7 separate regions of the Homo sapiens genome follow, and regions 1, 2, 3, 5, 6 and 7 are each linked to region 4. A link is a loop called in an ENCODE intact Hi-C map of the cell type or tissue named here. Cell type or tissue: PC-9. All regions are shown on one strand.

What was found. A loop is a pair of places that touch in the nucleus more often than their neighbours do. Peaks named below come from ENCODE experiments on the same cell type or tissue, not always from the same donor. Only the 100,000 strongest peaks of a DNase experiment are listed, where the experiment ranks them.
Region 1: it touches region 4 in a loop (3-fold over the local background); 8 of 110 quality-filtered maps call a loop at or near these places.
Region 2: a loop joins it to region 4, with 5 times the contacts of the local background. A loop is called at or near these places in 2 of 110 quality-filtered maps.
Region 3: a loop joins it to region 4, with 1.8 times the contacts of the local background. A loop is called at or near these places in 3 of 110 quality-filtered maps.
Region 5: a loop joins it to region 4, with 5 times the contacts of the local background. A loop is called at or near these places in 5 of 110 quality-filtered maps.
Region 6: it touches region 4 in a loop (5-fold over the local background); 11 of 110 quality-filtered maps call a loop at or near these places.
Region 7: it touches region 4 in a loop (6-fold over the local background); 5 of 110 quality-filtered maps call a loop at or near these places.

The regions. Positions count from the first base shown.
Region 1 is chr2:45,022,524-45,026,523 of GRCh38, forward strand. No RefSeq gene overlaps it. Among named protein-coding and RNA genes, the nearest start is that of SIX2, 15 kb to the left of the region's middle. In PC-9, a CTCF peak has its summit at 2,400; a DNase peak (open chromatin) is centred at 2,558.
Region 2 is chr2:45,118,105-45,122,104 of GRCh38, forward strand. It overlaps LOC107985809 (a long non-coding RNA gene), which reads right to left. Exons shown (of 3, transcript XR_001739190.2): 2 at 3,347-3,419. Among named protein-coding and RNA genes, the nearest start is that of SIX2, 110 kb to the left of the region's middle. In PC-9, no CTCF peak of the experiment used is centred here; DNase peaks (open chromatin) are centred at 1,127, 1,927, 2,307, 2,667 and 1 weaker place; H3K27ac peaks cover 2,657 bases.
Region 3 is chr2:45,329,126-45,333,125 of GRCh38, forward strand. LOC105374577 (a long non-coding RNA gene) reads left to right here and starts at 2,164. Exons shown (of 2, transcript XR_001739448.2): 1 at 2,164-2,814; 2 at 3,686-4,000. In PC-9, no CTCF peak of the experiment used is centred here; DNase peaks (open chromatin) are centred at 326, 1,666, 2,076 and 3,456; H3K27ac peaks cover 610 bases.
Region 4 is chr2:45,236,901-45,240,900 of GRCh38, forward strand. All of the region lies in intron 1 of LINC01121 (long intergenic non-protein coding RNA 1121), which reads right to left. Among named protein-coding and RNA genes, the nearest start is that of LINC01121, 16 kb to the right of the region's middle. In PC-9, CTCF peaks have their summits at 1,586 (motif pointing right) and 1,792; a DNase peak (open chromatin) is centred at 1,421; H3K4me3 peaks cover 427 bases; H3K27ac peaks cover 1,828 bases.
Region 5 is chr2:44,979,849-44,983,848 of GRCh38, forward strand. No RefSeq gene overlaps it. Among named protein-coding and RNA genes, the nearest start is that of SIX2, 28 kb to the right of the region's middle. In PC-9, a CTCF peak has its summit at 1,956 (motif pointing right); a DNase peak (open chromatin) is centred at 1,943.
Region 6 is chr2:45,172,018-45,176,017 of GRCh38, forward strand. LINC01121 (long intergenic non-protein coding RNA 1121) reads right to left here. Exons shown (of 6, transcript NR_033831.1): 5 at 3,098-3,196; 6 at 2,324-2,570. Among named protein-coding and RNA genes, the nearest start is that of LINC01121, 81 kb to the right of the region's middle. In PC-9, no CTCF peak of the experiment used is centred here; a DNase peak (open chromatin) is centred at 1,694; H3K27ac peaks cover 2,510 bases.
Region 7 is chr2:45,492,656-45,496,655 of GRCh38, forward strand. All of the region lies in intron 14 of SRBD1 (S1 RNA binding domain 1), which reads right to left. Among named protein-coding and RNA genes, the nearest start is that of SRBD1, 120 kb to the right of the region's middle. In PC-9, CTCF peaks have their summits at 2,229 (motif pointing left) and 2,429; a DNase peak (open chromatin) is centred at 2,196.

The DNA of each region.
Region 1 (4,000 bases), 210 kb before region 4:
TGTTTAAAATTATCTGATAGTTCCCCACTGCCCCCAGCACAAACTCCCTATGGAGATCTCCAAGGGCGAAGGTGATCCAGCCCCTGCTTCTCTCTCTCACTGCTTCTGATGCTCTTTCTCTGTCTCTTTGCTCATCATGCTTCTGCTGCCCTAGCTTCCTTCCTGTTCTTCAAATGTGCCAAACTTGTTCCCACCTCTAGGCTTTTACCTTGAGTGTCTCCTGCTCTCTCCACTGTATAATTATGTTTTATCTTCACACTTACCACCATCTGAAAGTATCATGCTTGTCTGATTATCGTTGACTGTTTCGTTCTTAGAGTATAAACTGCATGGCAAAAGGGACTTTGCCTGATGGACTCATGGCTATATCTCCAACATCTGGAACAGTGCATGGCACACAGTAGGTCCTCAATAAATGTTTGTTGAAGAAAGGAATGACTAGCAGTATTATGGTGCACAATGACTTGTAAATGACTGCAGGCTTCAGTTCCAGCCCTAACTGGGTCAGGTGAGGAGGGACTGCTGCCTTCCTGATCTACCTTAGCCGTACCTGAGAAAGCCTGCTAGGCTTTGTGTTTGTCGCCTATCTCCCTCCAGGTGTCCAAAGTGAGAGATTTCTGGGAAAAGCTGAAATACGTAGAAATATACAGAGTCAACCAATACACATTTACTCTGGCCATATCAGATGATGGTGATGGATGGCAAATACAGTCTGGTTGAAGAGAGAGGACTGGTGCTAACAATATCATCTGAGAATCATGCTGGACAGGATGAAGTTAATGCATAGAGCAGTGGTTCTAAACCTTTTGAGGTCAGGGACCCCATTGAAAACATGAAGAAAATGTGTCTTCCCAAGAAAATTCTCACATGCACATAGACATGAAAGGCAGCCTTCAATGCAGGGACTCACAGACCCCAGCATCCCTCCACCAGCCCTGAGCTCACCCCTGGATCCATGGTGGGGGCAGGCTGACAGAGCTTCTAGATCCACCAGTAGAAGGCCTCCTGCTTCTTCCTCGGGAGTCCTAGCACCCCTTTGGATCTAGAACAGGGCGTTTGTGTCCCTTCATAGCCACTAGTATGACAGGCATGAGAATGGGAAATAATCTTCACACTCCCTCACCCCATCCTACTGCACCAGGGGTCTGCCATCTCATCTAGGGCAGAGGCCATTCTTAGCCTTTAGTCAATACTGTCGGTTTCCTCAGACATCAAATACTTTTCCTTTCTCATAACTGTTCATAATTTACTGGATTAAATAATTTCTCCCTCCCTTCCTTTGCCCAGCCATAATGAACACAGAAATGGTCCAGCATCTAGCATGGCAACTTGTACCCCGCAGAAGCTTTTTAAAAAGTCTTTTTGTTAATTTATAAATAGTAGCTGTCTTTTATTGAGTGCTCACTATGACACTGAACAAGGGGCTTGAGAAGAAGGATTTGTGACTCCCCTGACAACTCTCTAAGGTGGAGACTGCCATTAGGCCCATTTTACGTAATGGAAAGTGGGTACTTGGGGTGCAGGGAGGTTAAACTAGGGACAGAGAAGGGAGTTGAAGCAAGGTCTGCTTGCAGAGTCTGGGCATGTGGCCACTGTCCTGTATTGCTACCCTGAGCAGCAGGACTGTTGAATTCATGTTGAATGCACTGACCATGCTTTGGATTCGGCAGGAGCAGAAGGTAGGAGGGGAGAATCCAGGTGCTGCTTGGTGGCCAGGTGGGCTAGTCAATGCCCACATGACCAAGCCAGGCTGCCAGGCCAGGATGCTTCTCCCCTCCTCCTGGCATGGTCCTGGAGCCCGGGCCACCTGATCTGGGATGCAGCGACGGGTGGATGCTATGACACTTGCTGGTATTCTGTATCAGTGGTAGCCAGGGCAAGAGGGAAACTGCCTCAGTGGCAGAGCTGGCTCATTCTGGAATGGAGATTGATTTCCCAGTGTCCCCTCCTGCCTCTCCGGAGCTGGTTGGTGTCAGGGAGGATATTTTTGTAAGGATGAACTGTTCTTGAATGTTTCCTGCAGCTGCTGGCCCAGGTCTCCCTCCAGCAGTCACAGGGCCTGTTATGTACACCTCCCTTTGCTTCCCAACATATTCAAATGAGAAGAAGTCCCCTCTCTGAAGAGCCCCTGGCTCTCAGGAACCAGCGGGATGCAAGAGTGGGAGCAGGCACGGTGGCTCCCCACCAGCCACCTGTGGTGTGGGGGCTCAAAAGAAGCTGTGTATTTACAGATTCTTCCTTTAATACAGGGCTGCAGCTGTTTTGAGGAAGGATTAATTTTCATCTTTCACCAGCTCAGAGAGGTCCTGGGCAGACATCAGGGAGAAAGAGTGACAATTTGGGGAACCCTAAGAGGTTTTGATTTATCTGGTCTCAACTTTCTCATCTATAAAATGGGGTTGCCAAGTCCATCAACAGGAGGTGCTCTTTCTCCATCCCTGACTGGTTAGAAGGTTGGCAGAGTAGCTCACACTTCAGGTGCCCAGATTTGACATGGCTGGGCTCCGAGCCTGGCACAGTGACATCACAAAGTCAGCTGGACCCTCTGTGCTTCCTGCATGACAGAATGAAAGTGGCTTTTTTTTTTTTTCATTTGGAATCCAAGATGCTGAGTCATTCACCAGCTCAGAAGAGGAGATTTTGTTGTAAAACAATCCAAAAGGCCCCTCCCCGCGTCCTTGCCCAGCACTCCAGGCCTCGCCCCAATGTTAATTCTGAGGGGATGCCTCCAGGAAAGCATGACAGCAGATGGAGAGGGCGGGGCTGGATGAAGTAGATTCTGGGAGGAAAACCAGGGTTTCAGAGTTTCCTAGGGGTGAACCCAAGCCAGGCATGTGCCCTGGGGGACCACGTATACTTACTTTCTTCAGATTCTATGTTATTCTTAAAGTCTTTATTGATCATCTATTGTGTGCCCAGCCATGTGCTTGTCTTTGGGGACCCTGAAAGGGAATACAGTTCCTAACCTAGATGACCTGACCATTTAGCTGAGGGTGGGGGAGACAAATGTAGCTCACCAGATACGGTGCACCTCCCGAAGAGTATGTGCTCAGTGCTTGGTGTGTGTTACAGGCAGGCCCGGAGAAGGTGGGGGGAGCTGGATGAAGGGAAAGGGACTTGGAGAAGAGGCAGAGGGCACAGCGGAGGGCATTCCAGGAAAAGCTGTCAGTCTGAGCAAATGAGTAGGAATGGTTTTGATTAGTAGTGGTGTTAAGGACACTGTGATGAGATTAACCAGAATTGAAGTAAATGGCAAACATTGGAGCAGTGTAGGGTATGGATTATGGAGGACTGGCTATCCACCGAAGACTTTTGAGCAGGAGAATATCTGAATAGAGTTGATTTTGGCTGCATAGCAGGCATGCAGGATGGTGCAGGTCCCCAGGTTTCTGAGTCTAAGCCCTAACTTAATCCTGAGTTGTTGCTCTCCTGGCTTTCTAAATGTAGCAACCATCCATCTATCCATTCATTTATTATCGATCTATTTATCCATCTATTAATTACTCATCCATCTATTTATTCATCCACTCATTCCCTTATTTTCCTCTTCACTGGCCTCTAGTGTAAGATCCTTCTCTAGGCCAGAGACACTGTGTTCCCTGCCATATTCCTGGTTTCTAGCATCGTTCCTGGTACATAGTAGGCCCTCAATAAATATTTTTGAGCAAATTCTCTCGCTGAGCATTCACTCACACATGTACACTTTGCACAGGATATTGAGTCCATTCTGCTCTACTTTTTGGGGGAGCCATAGCTGGTTATTTGAGGGGGTCCTAGAATGGTTCTTCAGTATCCCAACAAAGTCCTAGAGAGATCCTTTCCCCACTAGTTTAGACAAGAGCCTTGAGCTTTGAGAGGAGACCTGAAGGCTAGTCCCAGTTTTGCAAAGACAAAGTATGTGGCCTTGAGCACTAACATTTTCCCTTTGTTTCTTTGGCAGATAAATGAATAAGCTTGGGATAAGAGAGCTTTGAGAGTCATCAGACTCTGACAGGTTATA
Region 2 (4,000 bases), 120 kb before region 4:
CAAACATCTGCAATAAGAGTTACATGACCCCTGTCAGAATGTGTGCAGACCAGGCCTCTATTTCTCACACCTTGGCCATGGTCTCTATACTCCCACCCATTCTTCCTCTTCTTGTGACCTGGCACTAAAAAACCTCATCAGGCCTGTTTGCCGCACACCTCTTAGGAGTTGTTTTTATTTCCTCCCATCGAACCAAGGCCTCATGGAAACTTAGCATAAAGGGAATAGTAACTATGCAGTGTGCCCTTCAAGGTCAGAGCAAGACCTTTCAGTTCCATGAATCTGTTAGTCCTGCCTCATTTCTCCAACCTCTGCCCACCAGGCAGCCCTACGTATCCATCCCCTGATGAGCCCACTGAGCTCCCATCAGTATTATAAGCAAAAGTAATGTATTTCAGAGACCACTAGAACAGATCTGGGTTCAAACCCCAACTCTAGAATTTACTACCAGTGTGATGTTTGGTAACCTGAGAGGATTAGCATTACGCAGAGGCTCCCGAACTTCCTCAGTTCATAGTGTCTTTAGCATCTCAGTAATTTTTCACAGTATCTCTAGGCCTTAAGAAAAATGTGTTTCATTTATCAGGAAGTTAGAACCAAACTATGTAATAGGAATTTATGTCCTGACAAAGTAATTACATATAAATTGAAAGAAAAAAGTTAATAGTTTGATTTTATTTTATTTTATTTTATTTTATTTTTTTTTTTTTTTTGAGAAGGAGTCTCACTCTGTCACCCAGGCTGGAGTGCAGTGGTGCGATCTCGGCTCACTGCAACCTCTGCCTCCTGGGTTCAAGTGATTCTCCTGCCTCAACCTCCTGAGTAGCTGGGATTATAGGCATGCGCCACCACACCCGGCTAATTTTGTATTTTTAGTAGAGATGGGGTTTCACCATGTTAGCCAGGCTGGTCTTGAACCCCTGACCTCAAGTGATCTGCCCACCTTGGCCTCCAAAAGTGCTACGATTACAGGTGTGAGCCACCGCGCCTGGCCGATTTTATTCTTAAGTAGTAATGATTGCTTATTAGTGGGATGCAGACACCTATTGGGCACTGTACAACTTCTCAGACCTTGGAATCTGACTGAACATTGCTTCCCTCATCTCCTGTTACATATTGACTTTCATTGCTCCACAAAGATGTGACATCATCAAAAGGAATGCAGTATGATCTAATGTTGAAACTGTGAACTACCTTGAGCTAGTAGTTTGCACAGTGTCTAACAGACATTAAGCATCATGATATTACCCTCAAAAATTTAAAATAATCCACGGTCTCCCTACAAATTTGCTTTGGCATCCAGAGTGGGAACTGTAGCAGTAGTGTTTGAAAAGTACCTAACATATTGTAGACATTTAAAAAATGGCAGCTATTATGACTTCTCTTTGAACTTTTAAAGTCACATTTGGTTGCCCTATGACTAAATTGCCGTGCCACCAGGCTAGACTACAGTCTCCCTGAAGGTTGACTTATCTAGGTATCCCCTATGAATGGAACAGAGTATGTGTTGGGTAAATGTTTCTTTAATGGTGGATGGATGGATGGCTTTTGGACCGCTCATCTCTTGGTTCATCTGTATTTACAAGCATGTGTGTATCTATCCATTATTGCATCTATGCATCCTATAAGCAGCGGAAACTTGACTTCTTTGTCAGCTGGAGCTGCCTCTCAACCCCTGTCCCATTCTAATGGATGGTGTTGACTCCTCTTCCTCTTTCTGTCTACCTCATGTTGCCTTGAAGAACCATCATCCTTTGGGCATCAGCTCTAGGATTATCTTTCATGCCTGTAGCTTGTTTTCTCAAAGTCTCTTCAAATTCTTGTAGGATAGAAGCAGGCCTAACTCGCCCATGAATTCCTGCATTTTCTGGTGTGGAATGTTGCTTACAGGGCTGACTGTGGACTAGGTGCTCAGTAAATACTTGCTACATGAATGACTTGATTTATGTTGTGGTTTTATGCAGAAACCAATGTCAACATTTTGATAAACTTGTCTAGTGACTCATTAATTACAAAATATGCAGCAAGTGAGAAGCCAGTACAGCCTCATGGCTCAGTGAAGGAAAGAAGAGTCAGGACAACTTCAGCAGTCAGCGAGGGCTTCACTGAGGAGGGGGCCACAACTGGATGTTGAATGGTGGGCAGGATTCAGAGGAGCCAAAGGAAGGAGGCAGGCTTTCAGGACTGGGATGATAGGGCACAGCAAGAAAAATGGCCTGGAGGAAGAAATGGGCTGGGTGCATGAGGGCCCAGAGAAGCAAAGGGCTTACTTGTATAGAGAGAGAATGAGATGGAATTCCAAGGAGTAACGTTGGCTAAGAAAATCCTAAGATCTTGAAAGCTAGGAGGAAGTACTTTAAAATGTGAACATTAGCAGTTAACTGGAAGGTATACTACAGAGTTGGCTGCATAACGGTGGTTCCACCATATTGAATCACTTTACCTAGGGAAAGGGGACAAGGGGTGGAGGGAAAATTAAAATAATATGCCCAGTTACAGGAGAAGTCCAAATGAAAACATTTTGCTTGGGTTTAACTGGCCATAGGTCTGATGGTTTTCTATCCACCACACAAGTAAATAGCTCAAGGGCAGGCTGCCCACCAGCATAAGCCTTTGTGTGGAAAATACTGCCAGTGTGGCCATGGAAAATGCCCTCTTGCTGACCATAATTATACAGAATGTGTGCAAATAAAAGCTGAAAGAAAACCCTTTTGCAGAAGCATGGTTTTTTCTGTTCTTATTTTGACAGAGTGGAAGAGAAATTCACAGACCATTTTCTCATTCTCCTAGTTGGGGCAGAATGAGCTCATGCTGCATGGCTGGGCTGGGGGTTGGGTTTCAGTGAGAGGCCTAAAAACTGGTTTCTCCACAGAGGCCTACATTGATGGGTCTTTCAGTCCTGAGATGGCTTGGTGTGGGGATGAGGGTCATTGAGGAGAAGGCCGCAGAGGCCGTTTCTTTGTTTAGCTCTGATTAACCAGAAAGGTTTGATCTTCTTCAGCCAAAGGGAGATGGGAGAAGTTGGGGGTGTTTAAAGCATGTATCTACTTTTTAAGGTGAACTTCAGCAGAAGGTAATTCTTCTGAGTCCCCAACTCTTTCGTGTGGTTCCCATCAGAGACAATTTCTGACTCTGAATAAGCCCAGAGCATGACAAATGTCTCCTAGAGAGAGTCCTCTTTAAGCCACAGGATAACAGATTTTGTTCCTTCAAGTTTTACAACTGCCCTTCCAGAAAACTGCCCGTCCTCTTCTTCTCTTGGATATTTTTAGGAACACTTGAGTGAAAAACACTTGAATGAAGAGTTGGTATTTGCCAGTCTGGCAGTGATGCATGCCTGGATTACCTGGTCCCATCAGGACTGGGCTCCAAAGTGCAAAGAGGCAAAGGATCGACAGCTGCTTTGGTCCAGCTCTGAGCTGCAAGGAGAAGAGAGATACGCTCAGGGTCCCTGCAATTATAGAAGATTTATTGCAGGACACACATGCAGTGGAGCTGGAAATGGTCTAGGAACTAGAAAATTAGAAGAATCCAAGGTAACCCTGGAGACCAGTCCCCTTCCCAACATCTCTTGGTCTGTCTGCCTGTCTGGCTCATTCTCTCTGCTTACTCATGGATTCTTTACTTCACCTTGCCTAGGGCCCATCACGACTGCCAGCTTCCTTCACTTCAGCAACTCTCTGTACAACTTTTGGCCTCTATCTCCAATGTTATCTGGCTATTTCTCAGTTTCTTTCTTTCTTTTTTTTTTTTTAAAGACAGAGTCTTGCTCTGTCACCCAGGCTGGAGTGCAGTGGCACAATCTCGGCTCACTGGAACCTCTGCCTCCCAGGTTCAAGCAATTCTCCTGCCTCAGCCTCCCGAGCAGCTGTGACTATAGGCACGTGCCCAGCCTCAGTTTCTTAAGAGAAATATAAAGGGCTCAACTAGCCTTGATCATTTGGAGGGGGGCAGGGTCTAATGGTCTGGTCAGCTCATGGTTTGGTTGCCCTTGTGTTGA
Region 3 (4,000 bases), 92 kb after region 4:
ATAGGAAAAGGGAGGAAGTAGAGGACAAGGGAAAGGGAGAAAGAAGAGGGGGAGGAAGGAGAACAACAGTGCCTCCTTTATTCCAGCCTCCATGCCTTTGCTAATACTGAAACCTAAAGGGCCACCATGTATGATCTCCTCCCCACAACCATTCCCATCCTCATTGCTCTCCCCTGCTGCTGGTCTCACATCTGTCACACAGCCTTGCCTCGCCTGTGCCCTCCCAACCCAGCCTGGGCTCACAGCCTGCAGCGCTGTAGCCGTTAGCTGCATGTGCTTCAGGCTTGGGTCCACACTGCAAGCTGCTCCTCTCGCTTCCCTGTGGTGACTCACGGGCCCTTGCTGCAGCCTGGATTGATTGGGTGACAGGGTAGCCAGGGTCTGAGGCACCCTAGTGGCTCTTTGCAGAAGAAAAAGGAGTCCAGGGCACATTCCAAGCCCTGTCAACACTGGCTTAGCCCCTTAGTGGTGTAAAATCTCACGCCTGGAGTCCTGTAAGCTCCTGCTGCCAGCTGCAATTTTATTGGTGGTCTGTGACTTCAAAGGCCTCTCCTCCTGCATGGCTGAGCCAGGCAGGCTGCAGAGCAGAAGGCCTGTGCCCAGGGCACCAGGGAATTCCCCCAGGACCTGGACCCAGCCTCCTCTCCAACCTACACTGCCTCTTTCTTTGATAGTCACAAAAATCACTTTCCCAGCTCCCTTGGCAGCCAGAGCAGATGGAACTGCAGGCGAGGAACTGGCTTTCCTGGATCAGCTTCTTAGGATACCGCTTTTCTGGATCTGTTTGTCCCAGATTTGCAGGTGAGACACTTCTAACCAAACATCTCTTCAATGTCCCAACTGGATAAGATACTTTTTTTTCCTCTAGAAAGCCCCAGCAGTGGAAAGACAGGAGGCTGGGTTGTGGTCTGGGTCATCCTGAGTACCCACTTGATATCTGTCTGCCTAATCTATCAAGGAGGGTGACACTGAGGCCTGGCCACTGCCTCACAGCTCTTTGGAGGTTAGAAGAGGTCAAGTCTGGGAAAGCAGGCAGTGAAGCTCTCAAAGAGAAGGCACTGCTCAGTCCACACTGCTGGTGCCCCTCGCTGGCCGTCTTGACACTCAATGAAGTGTTTAAGACACAGTGTCTGAATCTCAACTCTGACATTTCCCAGCTGCGTGCCTTTGGGAGAATTACCCAACTCCTCTGGGCCTCCATGCACTCATGCGGATTAGCTCATATTGGTGAAACACTTGAACAGTCCCTGACACCTGGTAGGTGCTATAGAAATATTTGCTATTGGTTTTTTTGTTTGGTTTGGTTTTGAGACAGAGTCTCACTCTGTTGCCCAGGCTGGAGTGCAGCGGCATGATCTCAGCTCATGCAACCTCCACCTCCAGGGTTCAAGCGATTCTCGTGCCTCACCTCCCGAGTAGCTTAGGTTACAGGCGTGCAACGTCCAGCTGATATTTTTTGTATTTTTAGTAGAAACGGGGTTTTACCATGTCGGCCAGGCTGGTCTCAAACCCCTGACCTCAAGCGATCTGCCAGCCTCAGCCTCCCCAAGTGTTGGGATTACAGCTGTGAGCCACTGCACCCAGCCAGAAATGTTTGCTTTTGTTATTATTGCCACACATATGCCTCATCTTGCTCATTTATTCCACATGAATAGGATTTGTGTGCCAATGAGATGACAAGCTTCCTGTACCCTTTCCTCCCCAACACACACAGACACCCAGTCCAGCCTGGTGTGCTCAAGCAAGAGCAGCTCAGACCCTGCTCAGCCTTTTGCTTGTGAAGTAAGCTTGGGCAAATTATTAAACCCCTGCAATCCGGCATGGTCATTTATAAAAGGGAGCTAAGAATAACCTGCTTCACAGAGTGGCATAGAATTTACATGAAATTTAGATAAAGCTACTAGTAAATATCAGCAAAGCTCAGTGCCTGGCCTACTACAGGCACTTAATGAACGTATTAATGAATATTTGTAGTAGGCACTGAATGAATGTTTGTTCTCCCCGGTACTGGGCAAACAACAGCTCAGTAAACACTTGGCAGCTTCAGGTCAGTCCTGAAGAGCATGTGTTAAAGGGGGTGGTGGCATCAAGTGACCAGCCCCACCCTCCACCGCTGGCCACACCTTCCCTAGTGACCACACTGAGAAAACACTTAGATGGACCGATGGGTGTGAATCCCTTGAGAGCAAGGCTGCATCTTCTCTCTTGCACTTGCCAGCATCTGGCACAGCTGGGTATTAATCACACAAGACACAACTCCAGCGGTGGCGGCCCTGGATGTCTGAAATGCTGTCCAGAACATTGAGAGAAAGCCAAAGAAGGAAAGCTGCCCTCAAACATGCCCAGGATCTTGCTGGAGATGGAAACTAACAAGGATGGAAACATGACAGCAGAAAAATACAGACCAGTTTGAAGTCTGCCCACCTGGGAGTCAAGCCACATTGAAAATCAATAAGGCATCAAGGCCGGGAGCTCGGAGAGCCGACTGGATACCTGCGTGGGCCTCCTTTAAAGAGGTGAAAGCTTTGAAGTTGCAGACGACCAATAAAAATACAGCTGGCATTTACAGCTTCAACTCCTCCTGCTTTTGCTTTTCACCGTGTTGCTAAAGCTGCCTACAAAGCTGCTCCAGGCCGGACTCTTGGCCCAGGTTGACAGAGCCCATTCCCATTCCATGGACAATAACAGGGGCTCTTGGTGTCCTCTGGCCAGGGATTGGTGATCAACTTTAGGCACGCTGGCAATTTCCCAGGACAACCCCGTCTTAGGTTCTGAACATCAGAGGCAATGGCTAAGGTCCCCCAAAGCACTTTGGTAAGTTCAGTTAGAAGCAGGCTAAGTGGTGGCCAAGATAAGCCTCAGAGAAGCTCATGCTCTTCTGGGATACCTTCGCTCTATTTAGTGTGTTTTCCGTTCTCCTGCCCATTCAGTGTTCCCTTTTCAATGCCTGTAACACCAGGAGGAGGAAGGGCCTTCTAGAATGAGCCCTTCCCCTCAAAGATGGAGCAATCCAGGTACAACAGGTTAGTCCAAAAGGGAAACAATAGTTACAGTGAGAGGGAGCTGGACCCTGATTCCCAGCCCAATGCCTAGGATTTAAGATGCTGAAGCTGGAGGCTTTTCTTTCTTCTCTCACTTCTCTATTTACCACTCACAGGAAGCTCCAGGACCTTCCTCTTTCTTCAGCAAGCATAGAAAGGGTTCTCAGAACTAGGTGCTCCTGGCCCAGTGAGGGAGACAAGACTTAAAGCATAAAACATCCAGGCAAAAAGCTACAAAGCAGTCTCAGAATGAATGGAAGGTGTTATGCTATGCAACATATATGGGCAATGTCAGGCTTAATGACCAAGCTGAGCTAATGTCAATAAACAGAGAACTATTAGGAAATTCATTAATCAAGGTCTTGTTTATACTCCTATTTGTCAACCAAATTATTTGCTTGACTTGTGACCTCCTTGGTTTATTATGGCCATTTCTGTCATCAGCAGAGCTGGGCTGCTGGAATTTCACACATAGGTAGTCCTGCCTCTGTCTTCAGCATGCTCCTGGTCAGCCTTCTCCCAGAATCACACCTCTGAGCAGGGGCCAAGGTCTGTCTTCAGTTAACAAATAACCATTCTTTATAATCCAGTGGTTTACTGGGCCTTAATTAATTGATTTGCTAATCGCTGTTTCCTGTTTCCAGGAATGAGCCCAGGAAGTTGACCTTTGAAGCACTCTCCTGCTCTTGGGGCCATGTCATCAGGAAGAAACTCCAGGCTGAAAACACAACTGCAAGGCCAACAGGCAGGGGAGCAGCTTTCTCAGGACACCTGAGGTCCTGCCCCACCAGGCTCTGGTCTTTACACACCATCTCTCACTGTCCTCTAGCCCCAACTGCACATTGCCTTCCTCCTTCCTGAGCTCATGCTTGCCCCTCCCTCGGCATCTCCCTAGCCCCAGCCTGAAGGCTGACCTCCTCCAGAAAGCCTCTCCCTCACCACGAGGCCAGAAAGAGTCT
Region 4 (4,000 bases):
CAGAAGAGAACCACTTATATAAATAGCAAGGCCATCATAAAGAAAGCAACGTCTTAGGGAAGAGCAATCCATGAAGGACGCCTGGAGGAAAAGAGATATTTAAATGAGTTTTTGAAGGTGGTTTGAATCTCACAGAGGCTACTAAGCAACAATTCCGATTTTTATTGTCCCCTAGAATGTTCCCTCTGTGGTGAAGAGATAGTATTGAAAATACTAGAGATCGGCTGGAGACAGATAAGCGGAAATTTGGGGAAGGGAAGTGAGAGGGGTGGAGTGGGATGAGAGAAGAAAACTCCTGTCTCAAGTCTAGTAACACTGCCCTACTTCGTTTCATTATCAGAGAAGAACGGGCCTTATAAATGATGACGTTATAAGTCTAAACACCAGCCCCAGGGAAAAGCATCTCAGCTGCCTCGGTAATTATAGATCTGCTTCCTGCCTGCCTTCGAGAGTGATCTATGTGAGCACCGGGAACTGACAAGCAGGAGAACTTTCCTCCAAGACCAGTGAGGTTTTAGCTGTAAAAGCATAACCTGGCACAGTGCTGAGCCTTGTTGGGTTGTCCTGGCTTTGGGCCTCGGTCAGTGAACCCACAGGATGTGGGGCCAGCGGGTCCCTGGACCCAGTGGCACAGCCACGGGGGACCACCAGGCCCACTGCTCAGTCCTCTTCTCCTTGGGTGAAGTGAGCCACAGCAGTGGGTGGTCACCCACTTTCCAGCCCAGTTTGGTCCCTCTCTTCTAGGCACTCTTGGTTCTAGCCCAGCCAGGGGGCTTGCTCTAGCCCAGAACCTCCCTGCCCCTGTGTTGTCCTGCTAAAGCCACTTCCCTCCCAGAAATGCCCTTTGTCTGTACACCCCCATGTCTACCTTCTACCGTTCCGTCAAGCCTTCTCTCTAAAGTCCCCCACCTACCCCCCCGATAAAGCCTTCTCGGAGTCCTTATCCACCCACCCAGCCCTTGAGCTGAAGTCAGCTATCCTCTGAGCTGCAGCCCCTGAGTTCCTGACCTGTAATTCTCTCATGGTTATTTATGTGGTCTGATTGCCCCTCCTAGCCTGGGGCAGGGATTATCAGTTCCTCTTCACTTCAACTCCATGGACATGAGCTGAGCACCTTCAGGGCACCAGGAACTGTGCAGGGTACATTAGTGAGGGCGGGAGACCTGGCCTTACAGCCAGGAGCTAATATCTCCGTAGGAGAACTGAGGCTTAAACAGCCTGGCCAAGGTTGCCAAACAGCCCAGCGCACCACCCTCCATGGCCAAGCTCCACTCTCTCCCTACAGCTGTAGCCCAGAATGTGGTTTAGTACCAGAAGACTGATTTCTCTTTCGCTGTATGCAGACCAACTGTTGACGAGGTGATGGTCCAGGAAGCCGTGGTTGGAAGGAGGTACAGCAAATATTGCTCAGTGCTTAGTCACTGGGCATGGGCCTCCCAGGAATGACAGCTGCACCCTCTGTCATAACATTTTATCTATCTGGAGGCCCAGGAGGGACTCTGGGAGCCAAGATTCCTACTGGCCCCAGCAGAGTACAGGGAGAACATTCAGTTCACAACCAGCAGGTGGTTCCTAACTTTCTGAGAAGGTAATGAAAGTTCTGGATGTTCTCCCCAGAAATGCACAAAAACATATGCACATACTGTTTTGCACACAGCTTCAGGGAATCACCCACCCTCAGAAGCCTATCCATGGAGCCCTGCACTAGTACTTTGATCTAAACTATGGGTCCTTTAGTGTGGGTGCTGAGAAACAATGGGCAAAACATATGTATTCTGGGGAATGGGTGCTCAGAAAATGTTAATGAATGACCTTGACTTTGACCAGGCCAAGATCCTTAATTGTGGTCACTGATGGGTATTTCTTATACTCTCTGCTAGAGCCTGTGTGAGCCCTTAGCTGGAGCTCTCCCAGGGTTCAGGTAGAATAAGCAGCCCACTGCATGGGGGCATCTGTGGGGTTCAGGGAAGGCCCCGCTCCTCAAAAGCCCCTTCCTCGAACAATCTGCCTTTGGACTCACCATCCCTAGAACTCTGCCGTTAGCATAACATCCTTTTGAAGGATCCTTTTGAGTTTACGGAGCCCCTTTGCCCCTCCCAGAAAGAGCTCAGGGGTGAAGGACAGATGTGTACAGAAGAGAAAGGATCTCAGCAAATGAAGGTAGAGAGCAAAGAGACTTCCCAATCTGGACTCAGCCTTCCCTAAGGGTGATATTCAGACCAGGAGCCTGCAGTCTTTAGAAAGTTTGGATTTATCCAAGCTGGAAAGGCTTTCCCAAAAGGGGTGTAGAGGGATGAGGATGCAGATTTATTGGGTTTCTATTATGTGCCAGATGATTTCCACATATTATCTCATTTAATCCTCACAGTGTCAGGAAGAGCAAGTATCATTTTCCGCATTTACAAGTGAGGAAACTGAGGTAAATGTGCCCAAAGTCACACAGCTAGTATGTTGCAGAACCCATAAGCTTTCCTACCATATAATAAATTGAGGGAGTTTTGCTTTATTTTGTTTTAGGACAGAACACAGATTGAGCCTGTGGTCACTTCAGCTGAGAATCAGGGATAATTTGCGGAGACTAAAGTTGCCCTGAATTACCTCAACTTTAGAAACTGGCAAATAGGCAAAAACCCTGTTTCCCATGGAACCAGTACTAGTTTGCACAGTGATCTTGAGAACTAATCATTTTTATTTTTCAGTAGACATACCCTGCAGCTCTTAGGATGCTTATAAAAATCTGGCTGGACACAATGGCTGATGCCTGTAATCCCAGCACTTTGCGGGGCCAAGGCGGGTGGATCACTTGAGGTCAGGAGTTCGAGACCAGCCTGGCCAACATGGTGAAACCCCATCTCTACTAAAAATACAAAAACTAGCTGGGCATGGTGGCGGATGCCTGTAATCCCAGCTACTTGGGAGGCTGAGGCAGGAGAATCGCTTGAATCTGGGAGGAGGATATTGCAGTGAGCCAAGATTACGCCACTGCACTCCAGCCTGGGCAACGGAGTGAGACTCCATCACAAAATATATATATATATATACACATATATATGTGTGTATATATATATATACACACATATATATGTGTATATATATATATATGTGTGTGTGTGTATATATATATATATATATATATATATATATATATATATATATATGAGAAAGTGGAAAGATTTTCCCTAAAGACCTAGGGCCAGGTCTTCCAGAAGCTGGGGATGATGCTGTCACACACACCTCTGCTAGGATGCCGTGTTTGGGAGCCCAGGGGAACTCAGAAGCCAGGCCCCTGCGAATGTGACCAGGGACTTAACTGTCCATACGCTTTATAGTACAAGAAAATCACCAGCCTGGGAAAATATTCACTTCCAACACATTCGTTATTTCAATATTTTTTTTTTGGGAAGTATTTTTATTTACTTTGCCTCTTTGGCTTCTCCTGTTATTTTCAAAAACAAGCATACTCCCATAAATGTGATAGTCATCATGGACATAGCAGCTAACATCCAGGAATCTACTGCAGACTAAAAAGCACTTTCCTTTGAAAGAAAAATTATGATTATGGAACATCATCAAGGCTTTATAAGACAGTCAGTGTTCACATGGACACAGGGAGGGGAACATCACACACCAGGGCCTGTTGCGGGGTAGGGGGCAAGGGGAGGGAGAGCATTAGGACAAATACCTAATGCATGAGGGGCTTAAAACCTAGATGACGGGTTGATGGGTGCGGCAAACCACTATGGCACATATATACCTATGTAACAAACCTGCACATTCTGCACATGTATACCAGAACTTAAAGTAAAAAAAAAAAAAAAAAAAAAAAAAAAGAGTCAGTATTGAAATAAAGATTTTTTTTTTTGTAATAAGCAACTTTTAGTATGTATATTTCCTCCTGTTTCTCTTATGGATAAATTTATTTTTAACTAGATGTTTTAAAATAAATCACTCTCCTAGTGACCTCATTAGACAGGAAAATAGGGACCAACCAGGGCATCTA
Region 5 (4,000 bases), 260 kb before region 4:
TTGTGAAGAGCACAGGGAAGACCAAGTGGACTTTTCTTGGTCTCCATTCATCACTGAGGTAAAACAACCTGGCCATCTCATCCATCCCCCTGCCTCTCAGCTACCTCCCTGTCGCTCCTCTCCTCATTTATCCAAGCATTATCACTTCTTTTAAACTTTTCCTTGAAGGAAGTTCTGAGTTATTCTTGAGGATTAATTTCATACCTTTAGAGCAAGATTCTTACACTTTTTTGTGTGCCATAGCCCCTCCTCCCTTCCCCCCTCCTCCCTTCCCCCCTCCTCCCTTCCCCCCTCCTCCCTTCCCCCCTCCTCCCTTCCCCCCTCCTCCCTTCCCCCCTCCTCCCCGGGCAGTCTGAATAACACTTTCAAACGCACAAAAGATAATACATAGGACATCAAAGGAAACCAATCATTTTGAAATACAGTTATCACAATATTTTTAAAGCAGTGATATAGTAATATGTGCTTCTCCATTAATGGATTAAAGAATAAAATCTACTGGCAGGACTAGTAACCACTGGAGTTTTAAAACACGGATAAGCATAGATGATATTTGCAGAAACCTGCCACTACTGTAATGGGATTGGAAAATATCTGTTATCACTGCTGTTATCACTACTGTGGTCTGTTACCTACATTCATCATTTTTTAAAAAGCTAAATTTCAGTTGGAAGTTAGTGAAGATAAAGACGTAAGCCTTTTCCCAACCAAAGTCATGGACCCCTTTGAATTCTACCTATTAATCTCTTGGTGAAGGGAAGGGGGTGTCTGTGGACTCCAAGTTAAAAGGATTTGTTTTAGAACAGTGTTTCTCGCAGTGTGGTTCCAGCACCAGCGATATTAGCATTATCTGGGAAACTATCAGAAATGTAAATTCTTGTCCCCACCCCAGCAGATTTACTGAATCAGAAACTCTGGGGTGGGGCCCAGCAATCTGTGCTTGAATAAGCCTCCAGGTGAGTCTGCTATGAGCTCAAGTTTGAGAACCACTGCCTTAGAGTTGGGTAGGATACAATCTCCGAAGCAGAATGCATGGCCAAGATGACTCCTTCCCCTCAAAGTCTTAGAGAATGATCTATTGCCTATTTTCCTGCTCCACTTCCTTCAGACTAACTCTGAATCTGGGGTAGACTGTGGTTTGGAGTTTAAAAACCCGAGATCCTTGTTAATGCGTAATGAAGTGCTACAAAGCAGCTTCTGTCACAAGGGTGGTATAAAATACAGCTGCAGGGACAGCGGTTAAAGTTTCACTCTTTTATGGACATAAAAAATAATTGGCCTTCTAATTATCTCCATAAAAGTGAGAAAACTTGCCTGGCTTATTGGCATCTTTATTAGCACTAGGAAATAATTAGACATCCTTAATAGCTTTCTAATGATCCCTAGAGGAGGGAGCCATTTTTAGGGCATCTGCTGCCATGATTGGGTCATTATGGAGCCCTTCAGACCTGGTCTACACAGAGTGGAGTGCTTGCACATTCATCAGTGCCCGGTACTGGCTTTGGATCTCTGATGGCTCACGTGCCAGGAAAGGCGTATCTCTCATGGGCCCATGACTCTTTCCGGAGCCTTGGCAGCATCTGTCCCTGGTCTGGGAAGAGGACCCTCACTATGGTGGACTGACAAGGGGGGCTGATTATTTATGGATAGGTGAACCTCCTCTGGTCCTATCTTTTTAAGGAACTTGGAGCATGTTTATTCTATACCAGTCTCCTTTGGGAAAGATTGCTAGGCTTGTAACATTGCAATTCTCAGACCCCAAAGCACAAGCTTTGAAAAACTGAAGTCGTATTGGTAAGCAGGACAGTGGTTTTCCACCTGGTTGGTACATGGCACCCTTGCAGGTTTGGGGTCTCTGGAGGATTGAGCTTTAGGGCTGAGTGTTAGGGAGGAACGGAATCTCCAAGTGGAGGGAATCCGAGCCTACGTTTCTCCAGCAGGTGGCGCCATAACTTTACCTTCCGCGTCTCCGTCGCCTGCGATGGAAGCCGAATTTGCAGGCAGTGATGTGAGGCAGCTGTCTGGGAATCCTCTCCTCTGTATTTAGGGCTTTAATATCTCATAGAAACCCACATCATCTTCTCTCCAACTGACCTTCTCCAAGCCACTCTCATCCCCAAACCCTCGATATTTCTGATTCTTTATCTGAGAATCGTGAACAACCCTTCATAAACATGTCAGAAATACTGACGGTCCTTCCAGACCTGGAACACTGTGGAAGAGTTTGGGCAAGTCATAAATGATGCTCTCGATCACTCCCACATTCTGCGACTGTCCCCAGACCCTCCGCCTCTTCTCAGAGGTCTGCCATCAGGATCTTCAGCGTGTATGATTTGCTTACTTTGTCAGCCTAATCATAAGGTAACTTGAGCTCATAGCAGACTCACCTGGAGGCTTATTCAAGCACAGATTGCTGGGCCCCACCCCAGAGTTTCTGATTCAGTAAATCTGCTGGGATGGGGGGCAAGAATTTACATTTCTGATAGTTTCTCAGATAATGCTAATATTGCTGGTGCTGGAACCACACTGCGAGAAATACTGTTCTAAAACAAATCCTTTTAACTTGGAGTCCACAGACACCCCCTTCCCTTCACCAAGAGATTAATAGGGTTTTTAAACATCTCTCAGGGGTTAGGTAAAGCCACAAGGCAGATGATCATCTGGATTTCACTCTGAACAGTGTTTGGAAAGATGGACTCTGGACCGATAAGGTTGGAGCATACATACATATGTGTGTGTGTGTGTGTGTGTGTGTGTGTGTGTATATATATATATATATTTTTTTTTTTTTTTTTTTTTTTTTGAGAAAGAGTCTCAGTCACCCAGGCTGGAGTGCAGTGGTACCATCTGAGCTCACTGCAACCTCCACCTCCCAGGTTCAAGCAATTCTCCTGCCTCAGCCTCCCGAGTACCTGGGATTACAGGTACAGGCCACCATAACTGCCTGATTTTTGTATTTTTAGTAGAGATGGGGTTTGACCATGTTGGCCAGGCTGGTCTCGAACTCCTGACCTCAAGTGATCTGCCTGCCTCGGCCTCCCGAAGTGCCAGGATTACAGGCATGGGCCACTGCGCCGGACCAAGAGCATATATTTTTACACATGTTTACACCTTACTACATGAGTTAGGACTGATCCTGGTTTTACAGAATCTCAGAGTTCACTTACCTAATTCAATTGCTTACCCAATGCAGGCATCCTTCCTGCAATTTGACAACTTGATAGCAGCAGGGTCCCTTCCAGTTTGCAGATGATGTTCATAGCTCTTTAATGCTCACTGCAACCCTGTGAGGAACACTGGTGAAGTGACTCACCCAAGGACTCCTAGCTACTAAGTGGCAGGATTTATTAGTGTCATCTGACTTCAAGGTCAGCACTCTGTGCAACACAGCTACCTCCCCATCATGCTTGGTAAATGTTTCTCCACTTCTTTTCTTTTCTTTTCTTTTTTTTTCTTGAGACAGAGTCTCACTCTGTCGCCCAGGCTGGAGTGCAGTGGTGCCATCTCAGCTCACTGCAACCTCCACCTCCTGGGTTCAAGCGATTTTCCTGCCTCAGCCTCTTGAGTAGCTGGGATTACAGGCATGCGCCATCACCCCTGGCTAATTTTTGTATTTTTAGTAGAGATGAAGTTTCACCATGTTGGCCAGGCTGATCACGAACTCCTGACCTCAGGTGATCTGCCTGCCTCAGCCTCCCAAAGTGCTGGGATTACAGGCATGAGCCAATGCACCCGGCCCATCCAATTCTTAGTGAATACTGATACAATGGCCACAATTACTCCCTCCTAAGGTGGTGAGTCCCACTGTTTGAGACCTCGGGTTTTGAAAAACACTTTCCTTATTGTCTGGTAATCCTCTGCTGCATAACCACTTTACCCCAAAACTTAGTGATTTAAAACAACAGGCTGGGTATAGTGTCTTACACCTGTAATCCCAGCTCTTTGGAAGGGTGATGTGGGAGGATCGCTTGAGTCTAGGAATTTGAGACCAGCCTGGCCA
Region 6 (4,000 bases), 65 kb before region 4:
TGCAGAAAGTGACTTTTGAAAAACAAAAATAGCATATTACATAAAGAACTAACCAGAAGTTTGCCTCAGTTTCATTTGTCTTTTCTACCTCAAAATGTGAAATTAGTACATCTTTTATGCTTTTACTATTTAAAGTCTTAAAAATATATAGTTGTGTTTCAGTATAATGCAGAAATATCTGGATGTGAAAAATTCAGTCTGTCACCCAACTTCCAGATGTTTGGTACTACGCAGACAAAACATCAGAATGAATGACCAAATTTTTTTCTCTACAATCCAGATGGCTTAGTGCCTCTTGCTTCTATAAGGAAGCATATTTTCCTTTCTCTAAACATCACATCCTACTGTAGCCCACATAAGGCATGATTTACACTCCTTCAGCTACAAAATGTTAGGCCATTTGGAGTGCAGCAAAGCAATCAGTTAATGAAACTATATGTTTTGGTGAATGTAGTCCAAGTCCAAGTGTTAGTGTGTACTTAGGAGGGAGTGGTGGTGGTGGAGTCAGAAATGGGAAGGTAGGAGAGTGAGCGCCTTGTTCAATGGGAGAATAACTTGGCTAAAAGGACACAGCCTTCCAAAAATCCATCTGTGCCATCCATAATCGTAATAGGTGAAGTGGAACATTTAGCAGCTTCAACAGGGCTGCCTTTTGCCTGAGATGCAGCTGGACTGTGAAATGTCCATCGTGTACTGTGAAGCTTTCTTTCCCTACTGTTCCTTCTTGGAGCATTATAAAATGGAACAGATGAATGTAATGTAACATTATAACATTAGGACTCATGAACATTATACAGGTGGAAAAATTCTCTGTTTTAAAAGTAAAAAGGCAAGTAAGTGATTTAAATATTCATATTGTTATATGGTGAATATTTAAGTCACTCAAAAATGTAGTGATGATGAATGGATTTCTCTTCCTATGACATGTCACCGCATTTTACAGTTGTTGAACTTGGGGCTGAAGACAGCAACATTTTTTCCTTCCCCAAAGTCAAAGAGATTTAAGATCATGAACAGAGAGCCAGAGTTTCTCTGCTTAAACATGTTGAGAAAGAAGGAATAGATATAAAGAGACTTCCACTAGAATCAGCAGATGAAATCAAACCCAGAATGAATTCCATTCTATTTATTAACCTCACACTCCCTGGATTATAGAACAGTGTTTAGATAATGAATGGCAATGAATGTTAAAACATCATAAAACCTGACCACTTAACAATCGCTGCAAGAAAAACATACCATTTTAAATAGACCTTCTTACAACTCAGAATCTGGGCCTTGGATAATAAGACAGGATTTTATACTGGCCCAAGGTCAATTTTAAAGAATAGTTTATGGGAATCTAGTAGAACCTTGGGGTACATATACTGAGTAAAGAGACTCAAAAGTCAAGTGGGAATCTTTAACACCATATAAAACAGAATCACAGTTACTTTTCTTGATTGGATGTTTTCACGACTTTTTTGGTAATTCATTTATTAGAATAATAAACTGACAGAGCTGGAATGGACTTAGAGCTCATCCAGGTCTCTGTCTTTATAGATGAGGAAATGGAACCAAAATGAAAGGACCTATCTAAGGCCACACAGTCATTACAAGAAGGGTCAGAACTAGAATCACAGAGTTCTAATTGTGAGTCACAGAGTCCAGCCCTGTCTCCAGGACAGCTTGCCTTTGAATCACTATGACGTGGCTCAGCGTTACAGATTTCCTAGTGGTGTCCAAGAAACTGACACCCATCACTGCAGGCTGGAAATGGCTCAACATCATTCATTTGTATTACACATCTAAGAGCTATAAAACAAACCCAGTGTGAAGGCAAAGTTTCCCCATTTGTCTCCAGAATAAGACAGACTATTGCAAAAACAGAGCTAATAAAACTCTGTCAACTTCAACAACTTGGTTAGAGGTCCTGATAACAAGTGACAGCCTTAGCTTTTTACAGACAACTTATAGTGCCTTGGAAGCATGTCATGTGCAGAATCCGCTACAGTGTCTTTGAAAATAGCACAGTCAAACATTCAAAATTTAAGTGACGTTAATGGGGAAGAGAGGAGGAGGTGGTGGTTATAGCCATGTCTACACTACTCTTTACAGAAGACATAGATGTCAGTGGTCCTTCACTCGTCTCAGAAAACAACTCACGACTACAGCAGCTTGCATGATGAAATGGAAGGTTAGGATGCAAGGGGAAGGTGGAGGGTGGAAGATGGGGTTGGTGGGTCATATTAGATAGCAATATGAAGCATACTGTTCCCCAGTTTTGAGGAACTGGGGATCTCACTAGTTCTCATGGTGTGAGCCAAGGAAATAGACTCTTATGTGATGTTATCAAAGCTTTTCTGTTTAATGTTTTATTCAACATCAAATGAGAACATAGAAGCATTGCTTCTAGGAAGGGAAGACAACCCCTGACTCCTACACGAGTATTCTGCTCCAGGAATTGCAAGGAAGTTTAAGGATTAGGAGAGATGGGGGTAGAAGGAATGGGTGAAGTCAGGACTCAGTATGGTTGGCCCTCTATATCTGTGGGTTCCGTATCTGTGGATTCAACCAACCTCGGATGGAAACTATTCAGAAAAAAAAAAAAAGGATGGTTTCATCTGTACTGAACGCATCATAGGCTTTTCTTTCTTGTCATTATTCTCTAAGAAATACAGTATAACAACTATTTACAAAGCATTTACATTGTATTAGGTATTATAAGTAATCTAGAGATGACAAAGTACACTACATAAGAGGATATGCATAGGTTATATGCAAATACCATATAATTTTATATAAGGGACTTGAACATCTGTGGATTTTGGTATTCTTGGGAGGTTCTGGAACCCATCCCCAGTGGATACCAAGGGACTGTGTATTTGGAGTTATGAGAAAAGAATGGTCATGTTTTGATTATCTTGTAGAGAAAGGAGTTCTTGGTAAGGCCTTCCCTCCAAGCTAATTCAAAGTTAGTGCTCCCTGAGAAGCAGGATCTGGCCAGAATTTGAGAGAGCGGGATGCTGGGAGAAGAGGTCTATATTTTTAAAAAATGCTTAGGGGAGCAACTAAACCAGCAAAAGTTAAACCAAATAAAACCATCATGCCCACTTACCTCTTTAATTTACTCTCCCAAACAGATCATCATTTGAGCTATTCCACTGAAGTCAAGCATGAAATCTATTTAGCTGGATAGCTACCCATTTCCTGTGACCTGCAAAAGAGATGCCCTATTCTTTCAGGATCCTTGGAATGCCACATGCCCAGGCCCACTGGAAAACTGGGAAGGAAAACTGGAGCCACATGCCTGGGCCCACTGAGATTCATCACCCTTCCCCTACAACCCTGTGTCAAGGAAACACAAAGATAGAGTGGATTTCAGCACCACCCAATGCAGACGCATGGCTGCTAGTTTATCAGCATAGGTCAATGAATGGTTTTAAGTTGCTATGGGTTTAAGAGGATCTCTTAGTTGATGGGAATTTTTGAATCTTTTTTTTGCGTGGGACCCTTTGGCAGTTTTGTAAAATGTACAGACTATTTCTCAGAATGTTTCTAAACGTGTAAGTTATATTGAAATTGGCCAGGCACGGTGGTTCATGCCTGTAATCCCAGCATTTTGGGAGACCGAGGTGGGCGGATCACTTGAGGTCAGGAGTTTGAGACCAACCTGGCCAACATGGTGAAACCCCGTCTCTACTAAAAAAAATACAAAAGTTAGCCAGGCGTGGTGGTGTGTGCCTGTAATCCCAGCTACTTGGGAGGCTGAGGCAAGGAGAATCGCATAAACCTGGGATGTGGAGGTTGCAGTGAGCCAAGATTGTGCCATTGCACTCCAGCCTGGGTGACAAAGCGAGACTCTGTCTCAGAAAAAAAAACAAAAACAAAAATATATATATATAGAAATAAAATTATCAAGATTTTTTTAAGAAATAAGTTTGTGATATATTTCTTTGTTAGCACATCAAATGCAAGATCTAGTGGTGAGTCTAATAATTTCTGTGATATTGAAACAATG
Region 7 (4,000 bases), 260 kb after region 4:
GTCTCGATCTCCTGACCTCGTGATCCGCCTGCCTCGGCCTCCCAAAGTGCTGGGATTACAGGCGCAAGCCACTGCGCCCAGCCAAAACTATTTTTTTTTTTAAATTACTGGGCTAACAGTTTTCACCTTCATTTACAAGATTTCATGAAGACTCTGCATGAATCTCTTTTCTTCCCATTTCCCAAATATGAAAATAACTTGGTTTTTCTGATTTTAAAATAAATTACATGCTCTTTTATGTTAACAGAAGAACTTAATTTAAAAGTAATTTGCTTAAATAAAAATGCAGTTATTTAGTAAGATACCAAAAATCAACTGGGATATAATTACTCAACACTGACTGATACCTTTTTAATTCTTTACAAAAGTATATTAGAATTCTTCAGGCTCTACAAATATCTAGCATCTTCCCCTTTTCCTTCCTTCTGCCTATCAAAAATGAAGGTATTAAAAAGCCACTATGCCAAATGCCTAGCTCATCTCAAAGTTTTAAAAATAATTTATCTAAAAAACATTCTTCCAACTTGTCAGACTGAGAAACATATCGTGAGAGGTTAAATGACTTGCACTAGGTTTCTCAACGAGTAATACAAAGCACTAAAAACATGAACCAACATAAATCTTAATTATTTGCATATGAGATAACCTGTTCTGAAGTATCAAAAGAATAGCTGTTTGTATTTTAGGGATAGGAGACAAGGCCAAAAACTAAACTACCACGAACAGTGGGGGCTCTGAGATTTAATGCTTAAAGGGTAGAGCTTACTTCTAAGAAAATATCAAAGCAATTTTAAATTCTTTTATGTAATGATGAATTATCATTTCAAGGATTCTCAAATGAGCAATATCTAGTCATCTTAAAAACTTAGGTAAGGCCAGGCACGGTGGCACACACCTGTAATCCCAGCACTTTGGGAGGCCCAGGTGGGTGGATCACCTGAGGTCAGGAGTTCAAGACCAGCCTGACTAACATGGTGAATCCCAGTCTCTACTAAATACAAAAAAAAAATCAGCCAAGCGTGGTGGTACATGCCTGTAATCCCAGCTACTCAGGAGGCTGAGGCAGAATCGTTTGAATCTGGAAGGTGAAGGTTGTAGTGAGCCAAGATCGCGCCACTGCACTCCATCCTGGGCAACAAGAATGAAACTTCAACTCAAAAAAAAAAAAAAATAAAATAAATTAGGTAATCTAGTGATTAAGAGGACATACGGAAACAAGCAGAATCATGTCCCGTCAAAGACTTTCAAACTGCAGAACTCTTTGGATGGTAAATTGAAAATCAGATCAAAAATCACAAAAATGTACATTCTCTCTGAACTAGCTATTATATTTTTAGCAATACATGCAAATGAAATGTAAAAATTCAAAAAAATTAAACTGCACTATTTATGATAGCACAACTGTGACTGAAACAAAGTGGAAAAAAATGCCTATCATTACAGTGTTCATTTAATTAAGCTTTCATTAAGAATTATTATTGTAAAATATTTTTATCTCATGTAAAATATTTATGATAAATTATTAAGTTAAAACTGGGTAAAGAAAAAGCAGGCTTATGTAATATAATGTTAATAGTATTTAAACATGTATTATTACTTTAATTGTATTCTTGTTTAAGTTTTTCTGCAATAACCATGTAATACTCATATGTAATCAGAAAAGGTTTAAAAATGTAAGAACAATTATTAATTGGTCAGGGAATCATATCAGATAATGGCCAACTTTTTTTTTTTAATTTACCAAGCTTTCTTTTAAAGTTATTGTGAACTTAAATCTTGGTAAATACATCATTTGTTTGTAGAAGATCTCAAGCAATGACATTTTATGACATCATTATGATAACATAAAAGAAAGATAGCTAAGCAGAAAAGTCAAGAATAAGTTCTCAACTTTTACACACAGGCCATTTAAGAAGCAAATGAATGATTAAAAAAATCTTATAAGAAAATACAAATTATACATCCTTAAATTTCACTTGGTCCTTGCCCTCTTGAATTTTACTTGGCCTCCCAAGTTATCCTTCATGATCACTAAGGCATAACCAGCTCACTATCTACAATATAAAATATGTGAAGTGATGCAGCAGTATGCCAGGAAAGTAGCATGTATGAAAAAGTACTAAGGGCAAAATATGGTGAGGCAGAAAAAGAGAAAGAAAATACACAACCTCCTTACTTCAATACCAAAGGAGTTTACCTTTAGATACGTAACACTAGCACCATCTGGTGGAGGACAAGTTAGAAGCAATTCTTCAATTACCAGCGTTTTGTTTTTGTTTTTTTAAGTTTGTTATGTTTCAAAAAAGATGATCATTTTCCACAGAGAACAACTCTAGTAGTGGTACAGTTATCACACAGAGGATCCACACCAAGCCTGGGAGAAAATAAAAAGTCTACCAACCAGAGGATCTAAGTATACTCCAGGATGGACATCCTATCAAATCTTAGCTACAGAGCAGTCTTTCAAAAGAACAGAATTATCTTGGCTACTTCTCTTTTGGTGCCCCATACCACAGTGGATGAAAAGAACACTTTCCAACCACAAAATAAACCTAAAATGGACAGACCCGAATTACCAACTAAAAAGCAGAGCTTTAATTTGGATTTTGGGGTTCCAAACTTCACAGAGATGACAAACTCAATGGTACCTTCAAATGCCATCATGGGGAAAAGCAAATCAACAAACTGAAGGACAAAAAAGATGGAAAGTTTGTTTCCTATTTGTAGATTAAGTACCTCTACTGAGGTAGAAGAAATTTCAACAAAGAATGGCGTAAGCAGAAATTGTTTCCCCTTACCTTCCACAGTAAGCATCTCACTCTCTCTCTCTCTTCCCTCTCTCCCCGCATTCTGCTTTTCTCTTTCAAAATCCCTCTTTTATCTTTTTTCTCTACCTGTATCTGATACCAACATAAAGTTGTTGCCATACCATAAAGTATTTAATGGTACCACTAAGGAAACTAAAGAAAAAAACTGCCACAGGACCAAACACAAGACCTGATGCGTAAGTGGCATTCGACTAGGCAAGAGGCAAGGGCCTGGTTGATACTGGGACAGGAAAAGCAGGCTCATAGAGAGGAAGGAACACTAACTGTGGAAGAAACCGTTGTTTGCAACAGTACTATAAACATTCCAGGTTCACTGCTAACAAGATACAAAACCTAAGGGGGCAGGGAATAAACACTATTCTAATTTTATAATTAAAATGGTCTTTGGTCAACATTTTGAAATGTATTGGCTTAAAAAACATGGTATGTCAACCCACCTGCCATCCCCACAAAGCACCCAAAAGTTGCTTCTCCTGATTCTTGCACTTAACTCCAAAATTATTTATGTCTTTTGTACTCAAATTTGTATTTACTCATATAATACCAGATTATCTGTATTTGTTTATACTTTTCAAGTGCACCTTCATTCAGATACAAATCTGAGAGCTGCACAGAGAATTGTGAAGTTTGCTTAACAAAGGGAAAAGTTTGCATCATTTTGCATCATTTACTCTTCCACTGCTCCTATGTTTTGTTTTGTTTTTATTTTTAGCTTAAATGCATCTGTGGGAGTTTGTCCAGTAATAAATATGAGAAGTTCAGATTGCTATGGCATAGATTTTTTAGAATAAAACATATTGCAAATTATTCTACTCCATCATTATCTAATAACGTAAGACAGAATTAGCCAACTTTGAGAATATTCTAATATTTTGCTATATTTTCCCAATAATACTGACTATTAAAAGCATTAAAAAAGAATGACAACAAAAAAGAAAACCCCAAATAAACAAACAGAAAAAAAGCAAAATGAAACAACAGTAAAAAGTAAAATAATAATAATAATTAAAAAGAGAAAGATAGAAGCAGCGATATACTTTGCCGGCAACAAACAGCCCAGTTCTTTTTTACCTATAGCTGAATAAAGTTTTGGAAATAACAATGGTTTCTGCTACATTCACTAATATGCTTCTATACTGTACTGTTACAATCTCAGCGAACTCCACTAACAA